Regions from separate parts of the Homo sapiens genome. Here all the other regions are linked to region 1. A link is a loop called in an ENCODE intact Hi-C map of the cell type or tissue named here. Cell type or tissue: heart left ventricle. All regions are shown on one strand.

Region 1 (2,500 bases):
CCCTTTCTTTAAATCAAGGATAAGTTTTAATTTTTTTTAATTTTAAAGAACATTTTAAAATTAGAAGGGATGGGTCCTTCAAGGACCTATAATCTCCTGCCCAGTCCTGGTATTCTCTTTTATCACCCTGCAGGTACCCGTGTCATTGCTTAAACACTTCCAGGAATGAAAAATATCTCCCTGTGCAAAGTTCTGCAGAGATGCAAGCAGGGACGGGTAGCATAGTTACTTAGGGGCCCTGGCATGTGTCACTGGACCCCAGCCAGATTGCTCCCTCATGCTGGAGCCACAGTGTCTGAAATTCTACTATTAGTCATTTATTTCTTTTGCTTCCCTTTCCTCGGATCTCTTAAAATTCAAACATTTCTAGTAGTACTTGCTACCAAAACAAAGCGTTCATGACTTATTGGCTTCCCTCCTGTTCATGAGAACAGAAGGTCAGAGGAGAGCCCTAGGTGATTCTAAAAGAAGAGAGACCCTGAGGATGAGGGGAAAGGTGACAAGATACATTTTAAATACTTTGCACCAGGCCAGATGGGAATATATATGATGAGGATAGGATGATGATGATAGAAAACAATAAACATGCCTACTGTGTGCCAGGCACGCTTCTTAGCACTTCAACTCTAACTCACTGTAAGCACATTTATAAGAACTGGGTAGTTTTTCCAAGTTCCTTGTAAAAGGGACTTGTTACAATGGGACTTACATTGGGACTTGCTACAGTGACTTTCAATAAGCAGCTTATCTGCTCGGAGAAATCACCCCAGATCCTGAAGATCCTGGCTCCTTTCCTGCATTTCCCTTTTCTTTCCTTCTAAAACAAAGATAAATAAGTGTAGTTTTGCAAGTTTGTATAATACATTTACACATATTACATGTATATATAAACTCCGAAGTGGTTAGTGGCTAGTGAGATGCATTGTTGAGGGCGTTTTCAGACCCTCTCCTTCCAGGACCCATAAAAGGTAAATATGCCAACACTCCCACCTGCTGGTTACAATCAATAGTGAAGATTTGGGAGAAATACATGTTTGCATTAATTAATTGGGGTGTACAGAAACCAAGCCGTCCTCATGATTAAGGTTGACCCCGGCCCTGGAGACATCTCAGCTTTGCAAGCTCTCCCAGCCTGTGAGATCATTAGAGTTGAGAGGCACTGGTGTCATGAAGAGCAGAAATCAAAGTGAAGAAACAAGAATAAATAGGAAGGAGAGACGCACGACTCACGCTAAACAAAGGAACAGGACAGAGCCTCCTTCAGCTGGCTCCGGTGATTGGCTATGAGGAATTGCTGTGTGCTGAGATTTTTTGAACAATGTTGAAGGACTGTTTCCTTAGACTGGCATGACACGGCAGTGATGCCTAATTTTTTAGAAAGTTGCGAGACAGAGAGCGAGCGAGAGACCGAGAGCGAGCGACCGAGAGCGAGCGAGAGCGCAAGTTCCAACAGTGCCACCTCCTGGCCATAATGTGGTGAGACAGGCATGACCTATGTCTCGGTTCTCATGGTGGCAACTGTTACTGCTTATAATACTAAAATGTGCAAGTAACTCTTACTGGCCAGGTACTGTAGTAAGCACAGATTGTAATCATGGATGCATTCCACATGGAGTCTTGGGCAACCTTTTACGAGTTTCTTGCTAGACTCCTCCACAAGACTGTATCTTGGGAGAACAGGAACCATCTCTTCTGCAACTTTGGGAACCCAATACTTGGCAGTTAGTCACTAAGAATACAAATGGCAGGAACAGAAAGGGCTGTTTGTGAATTTGTTTCTCAGTGTATTAAAATCAATTAAAACCTCATTAGCAAGCAATACAATGTCAATATCGCAGTAAAGTTTCTGCTAAATCTGGTTTTCCCTGATATAGATCACAGAATTGGGAGCATGCCTGTTGAGACTGTGAACACCAGATGAAGGCAGGAAAAATAATCAGAGTAGCTAGCTCTTTACAGGGAATTGAACTTAAAGTGGCCTCAGGGATATGATTTAATGATTTCCAGCCAGGCGTGGTGGCTCACATCTGTAATCCTAGCACTTTGGGAGGCGGAGGGCAGGAGTTCAAGACCAGCCTGGCCAACAGGGTGAAACCCCATCTCAACTAAAATTACAAAAATTAGCCAGGCATAGTGGTGGGTGCCTATAATCCCAGCTACTCAGGAGGCTGAGGCAGGAGAATTGCTTGAACCTGGGAGGCGGAGATTGCAGTGAGCCAAGACCATGCCACTGCACTCCAGCCTGGGTGACAGAGTAAGACTCTGTCTCAAAAAAAAAAAAAAAAAAAAGATTTTCTAAATACTGAAAACCTTTAAAGGTTCCAAAAAGAGAGACTATCTAGGACTAAGGAAGAATTAAGCAGCACAGACATGCTTCCACACATGCAGGTGGCAGTCACAGAAACCTGCAGGCCAAAGGGAATACAAGGCGACTGTCAGCACAAAAGTGATGCCAAAAATCAGACATTGCCTGCCTGGGATGTGTGCTCAGTGATATGAT
Region 2 (2,500 bases), 300 kb before region 1:
AGGCATAATGCGTCAGATGAGACCCTTGTTCTCCTCATGTCTTCAGCGTCATTGACAAAGTAGATAATAACACACAAAGCATGTAAAGAATTTCTGAATTTTATGGTACAAATTATGGTAGTGAATGACCATGTATTAAGCCCTTACCACTTGCCAGTCCTTGCATGTTTGTTGTTTTATTTAATATCTAGGCTGCAGAGAAACCTTATGGGATTTTGATGGTTTAATTTATGATCACAAGAAACTGCCATTTAAACATTCACCTTCTACAGAATTGTTGGGTTCGGTTTATTTTCTCTGTAATAAATGAGAATTTATTTTCATCATGCAAGAACCATCATGAAAAAGCTTCTCATAACTCTTGGGGTGCATGAGATCAACTTGCTTTAATGAATTATGAGATCAAGCAGAATCAGTTTTGAAAATAGCAAAGACATTTAGAGAAGTAGTAAGATGCAGAACAGGGACGGAATTTATGCCACACTCCACGCAAAACAAACTCGGCCACTACTCCTGTGGTCAGGAATCAATATTTCTCATCAGTTCCAAAGTAATGAATGTCTCTTCTCACCTCATGCTCATTGACCTTCATCTGTGGTGAGAACTTTCTTACTGTGAGACTCCAGTTTCCCTTTCTTTGGTTCTGTTTGGGCGACTGCTACCTGGTTTCAACAGTAACCTCCTAGAAAACAGATTGGGTGCTCACCCCAACGTTAATAAATATCATCAGAATAACGAAGGGGAGTAATTTGTCTACTGATGAACTGATTAGAGAAGACGTCACCACTGTCGTGGCTCTTTCCCCAAATTATAGCTAGGTTTAGGAATTATTTTTTCAAAGGGCTACTCTGAATTATGGGGCTGTAATTCCATCCTGAAGGCTATTTGTGGGTCATGCTTCACTTCTTGTGGTTTATGACTTCAACCCCAGCCCTCGATGGAATTATAACCCAACAGTCACAGAGACTGCTATTTATCATCTGTTTATTTTACAACAAAGCATCAAGTATATTTTGGTTTTATGCTCATGGAGAACACAAGAAGGAGAAGGAGGCAGAGGAAGAGGAGGAAGAGATAGAATAGTTTACCCAAAGCTAAAGCCATGTCTCCCCAGCTATAAAAACTGAATATCAGACAACGGTCCAGACATGTTACCTCCACGATGTTAGCAAACATCTGGAAGAATCTTCTATTTGTTACCATGGAAATAAAGTGCCCAAATGATTGTCCTGTGTCTTTTCTCAGCTGGATATTACCGCAGTAGAGCTTAGATTATGGAACTGAGGGGAAGCCATCGTTCTCTTCCTTTCCTTCTTTTGTCCACCCTGTGCCGATAACAAGCTCTCTGGCAGGAGTTGCGAACAGCTGTATCAGAGATCAGGCGGGGTCACTGCACGCTCAGGCAGGCCGCGTGGATTTGTCTGCTGGTCCCTGCAGTGTGCTGGGCGGGACACTCCTTGATCTCTCCATGCTGTCACCGGGTTCTGCAGTACAGTTGGCTCTGAGCCTTTGCAAACATTCTAATTTGATGCATAATTAATATAACAGTGATTCAAGGCCTAGAGGCTTCTGGGACTAATTAGTGACCCGAATCTCCATGGTAGCGCTGCATTCCATTCTTATCAGTGCCGGGAAGAGCTGCACTCTTAGAAATAATCAGTCTCCCACTTATTACTGTGACACAGCCAAGAGGCAAAGATCATCTTTCCATCCAGTGTGCAAAAATTCCATCAGTGTGTAATCACTTCCCAGGAGGACTGAACTTCCCCTGGAAGAGTCTCACTGAATTAGTCCCTCAAGAACATTTACGTTTCCATATGGGCCTGGGGGGATCTTATTGCAGGTGAAGAAATAAAGACAGTCAGCAAGGGCTTGCTGAGCATCCGCAGAATGAACAACATTGTTCCAGGGGCTCGGAGCTGATTCACAGGAAAATAAAAGACTCAGCTTTCTTTTCAAAGCCTTTGCCATGCAATAACGAAACATATAGTAAGAATGAATGACTTGTTACTCCCATTTCTAACATGGTCCCCCACTGTGTCTCTGCAGGCGCATGGCTCCAAGTGTCTCAGTCATCTCTGCAGAGAACCTATTCAAAGTCTAAGTGAGTTCACCCCAGGAAGGAAGTGGCATTGTAGTGGTGCTGCACCCATCTCCCTTCCCTTCTCACTTCCTGTTGCTCCTCAGCCCCCTCAACAGCCACCTTATTTCCAGCTCACTTGCTCAGGCCCCGCAGGATCTAGACAAGCAGCAGCAAACTATGGACTGTGGCCCCAGCCCAGCACAACAGTCCATTTAATTCAGGTATATATCATCCATGGCTACTTTCACACTACAATGGCAGAGTTGAACAAATGTGACAAAGACTGGATGACCCACAATTCTAAAGGATATACTACTTGGCCCTTTGCTGAAAGAGTTTGCAAACCCCCAGTTTAGACCATCAAACACCACCCAGCAGGTGGGGGATCTCAGCTTCAAGTCTTAGATTTTTATAATT
Region 3 (2,500 bases), 290 kb before region 1:
AGGACGTGGAACAATGAACAGGAATTTGGGGAAAGGGTGGAGTGTAGGATGGACGGGACTGAGTGTGAAAGAGGCAAGGGTGAGCTATTCCACTCGGATGGAAAGTGTGAGTGAAGTCACAGAAGCAGGGCTGGCTGCAGCAGAGAAATGTCTTCTGAATCAGCTAGTGAGCTGCTCATGACCATCAGCCTGCTGCTTTATCAACATGTTTTTGAACAAAACTGCAAATCTGAAATTGACACTTCACCCCCTTCACCAAGTTTGGCTCTGAGTTACCTTCAGATTCCTATGGAATTCCAAGCTACCCTCGAAGGACTAAGGCTTGCCTTGATTGAGGATATATATAAAAATATTATTTATGTGCCTGGGGCTCAGAAAGCAATTTCCAAAGAGAATTTCTAAAGCTGTTCTGAGCATTATATAGCCTCTTGAGATTATGGATTTTTTTCCAAACATATAACAGAACTCTACACATCCTAATGAAAGTTCACAGCAGTAACATCACTCTTTTGTCTGCCTCTTACATCCTAGCACTTCTGGAGTCTGCAGGGCACATGAAGGAGTATAAGACCTGAGTTTTGCTCTCATTAAGCTCACAGTCTCTGCAAAATCAATCCTGCCAGAGGGAGAGCTTGGCAGTCCCTCCATCCCGTTATTAAAGTCTTTCCACAGCTGGTTCCCAATCTTACCTGGAGGGGTGGGTATAACATAGTAGTAAGGCACATGGGAGCCAAATAGACCAGGGTCTGAGTCCCATCTCTGTTTCTTGCAGGCTGTGTGATCTTGGGCCAATTGCTTGACCTCTCTGAGGCTCAGTGTTCTTTTCTGTGATGATAATAGATATAATAACTACTTCATAAGGTCCTGTGAAGATTAAATGAGCTGTACACATGAAACATGCAGCACTTTACCTGGAACAAAGGTCGGGCTTTCGTGACTATCCCGGGAGAACCAATTAAGGCCAATGCAAAATGCACAGAAGGGAGGTAGACACTGTCCACCCAGGTTAGGCCCCACCTGCTCCCTGCCACCAACCAAAAGAAGAGTGGGACCCCTGCACTTGCCAAACTGCTCTCTCCTCTGCTCTGCACAGGACTCCTGCAGCAGCAGGATGTCTCCCAGGTCCCCAGCGGCCTGCTACGTCACCGACACTGCTTGTCCATGCCATTGTACGAGGCAGTTGTGCAGCTGCAGGCTGCCCCAGGCCAGCCAATGGTTAGTGTAGAACTCGGCTCTTGCTACTTTCCTGACAAGCACGGATTTTTACTGCTTTACCTCAATCTGGCCGTCTCCTCAGACCTTTGCACACACCAGGAGTGTCAAGATCTAAGGTCAGCTCCTGGGGCTTCAAGAGTCACCTCTGTTTTCCTTCCACTTCCCCAGCAACTCTACAAGGGCTGAATGCATCCTGTTTCAGGAAACCCTGGAGGAGGGAGACCCCGAGTGCCTATGGATACATTAAAAGGGAAGAAAGAAAGTGCAGAGCTGGTTGGGTCACTGCCGCCCGGCCAGGGGCGGAAAGGAGCCACGTGGTGCTGTACAAGTGTTTCCATTCAGGATGAGTCACAAACCCTGGACCCTGAAACAACTTGGCAAATGGAAAGCCAAAGGGATTGTTCTTGATGTCTGTGTGGGTCCCCACTGCCAAGTTTCAAATACCATCTCCCTCCACACTCCCCTTTTACGCTCAGGGAAGGACAGGCGCATGTACTGACCTGATCCCACTTGCCCAGGAAGCTGGCTGCAGGGCAGGATGGGGGCCTCTCTGGGGCATCTGTAAAGGGTGAGCTTCTTTATAGAGCTGGGTCAGGCTGGCTGCAGCCCATGCACCAGTCCTCTGAGGTGTCCTGAGCCTGGAGAAGGGGTGCCTGGGTGAGTGTAGGAAACTGCAGTTTCAGAGGAAGAGGTGACTCACCAACAGTATGCAATGCTGCATTCAGTAGGCATGGCACCTGCCCTTCCGAAGCTTATGCTGAAGTGACTAGAAAATTACAGTCTTCCCATATGTATGTCATACTCTCGCCAGGGTTTTCATGTAAGAAGACCTCTGTCCTCAAACCCTTTCTGCTGTTTCCCCTAAACATGTCCTGCTCTCACCTGACCTCTGCACGTCCTCTCCTACCCTCAGGCTTCAGACCTTGCCAGCTCTGCCTGCAGGTGCAAGAGCCTCCTAAATGCTGTTCCTGCTCCTGTCCTTACCTCACCCTATCTATTCTCTTCAAAACAGCCAGAAGGAACTTTTAGAAATGTCAGTCAGATCAGGTCCCCTCATAGTTTAAAACCCCTTCCACAACCTGCAAGGCCCTCCATGGTCAGGGCCTTCCCCACCCTCACTGCTGCATTTTGCCTTTCTGGAACAGAACCAAGTTTGCTCAGGGCCTTTGCAGTTGCTGTCCCCGGCGCCTTATCTCTCAACAGCTCCCTTTGTCACTCAAATCTCACTTCAGTTGTGACCCTTTCAGAAAAGGCTTCCTTACCACCCCCACCCCAACTCCCAAAG

What was found. A loop is a pair of places that touch in the nucleus more often than their neighbours do. Peaks named below come from ENCODE experiments on the same cell type or tissue, not always from the same donor. Only the 100,000 strongest peaks of a DNase experiment are listed, where the experiment ranks them.
Region 2: it touches region 1 in a loop (4-fold over the local background); 8 of 110 quality-filtered maps call a loop at or near these places.
Region 3: a loop joins it to region 1, with 2.5 times the contacts of the local background. A loop is called at or near these places in 10 of 110 quality-filtered maps.

The regions. Positions count from the first base shown.
Region 1 is chr11:130,433,617-130,436,116 of GRCh38, reverse strand. No RefSeq gene overlaps it. Among named protein-coding and RNA genes, the nearest start is that of ADAMTS8, 6.3 kb to the right of the region's middle. In heart left ventricle, CTCF peaks have their summits at 989 (motif pointing left), 1,257 and 1,456 (motif pointing left); a DNase peak (open chromatin) is centred at 1,436; H3K4me3 peaks cover 577 bases; H3K27ac peaks cover 407 bases.
Region 2 is chr11:130,737,249-130,739,748 of GRCh38, reverse strand. It overlaps LOC105369575 (a long non-coding RNA gene), which reads right to left. Exons shown (of 4, transcript XR_007062954.1): 4 at 368-2,500. Among named protein-coding and RNA genes, the nearest start is that of LINC02873, 66 kb to the right of the region's middle. In heart left ventricle, no CTCF peak of the experiment used is centred here; a DNase peak (open chromatin) is centred at 1,408; H3K4me3 peaks cover 295 bases; H3K27ac peaks cover 923 bases.
Region 3 is chr11:130,725,496-130,727,995 of GRCh38, reverse strand. It overlaps LOC105369575 (a long non-coding RNA gene), which reads right to left. Exons shown (of 4, transcript XR_007062954.1): 2 at 1,716-1,853; 3 at 690-1,447. Among named protein-coding and RNA genes, the nearest start is that of LINC02873, 54 kb to the right of the region's middle. In heart left ventricle, no CTCF peak of the experiment used is centred here; DNase peaks (open chromatin) are centred at 1,135, 1,505 and 1,755; H3K27ac peaks cover 1,022 bases.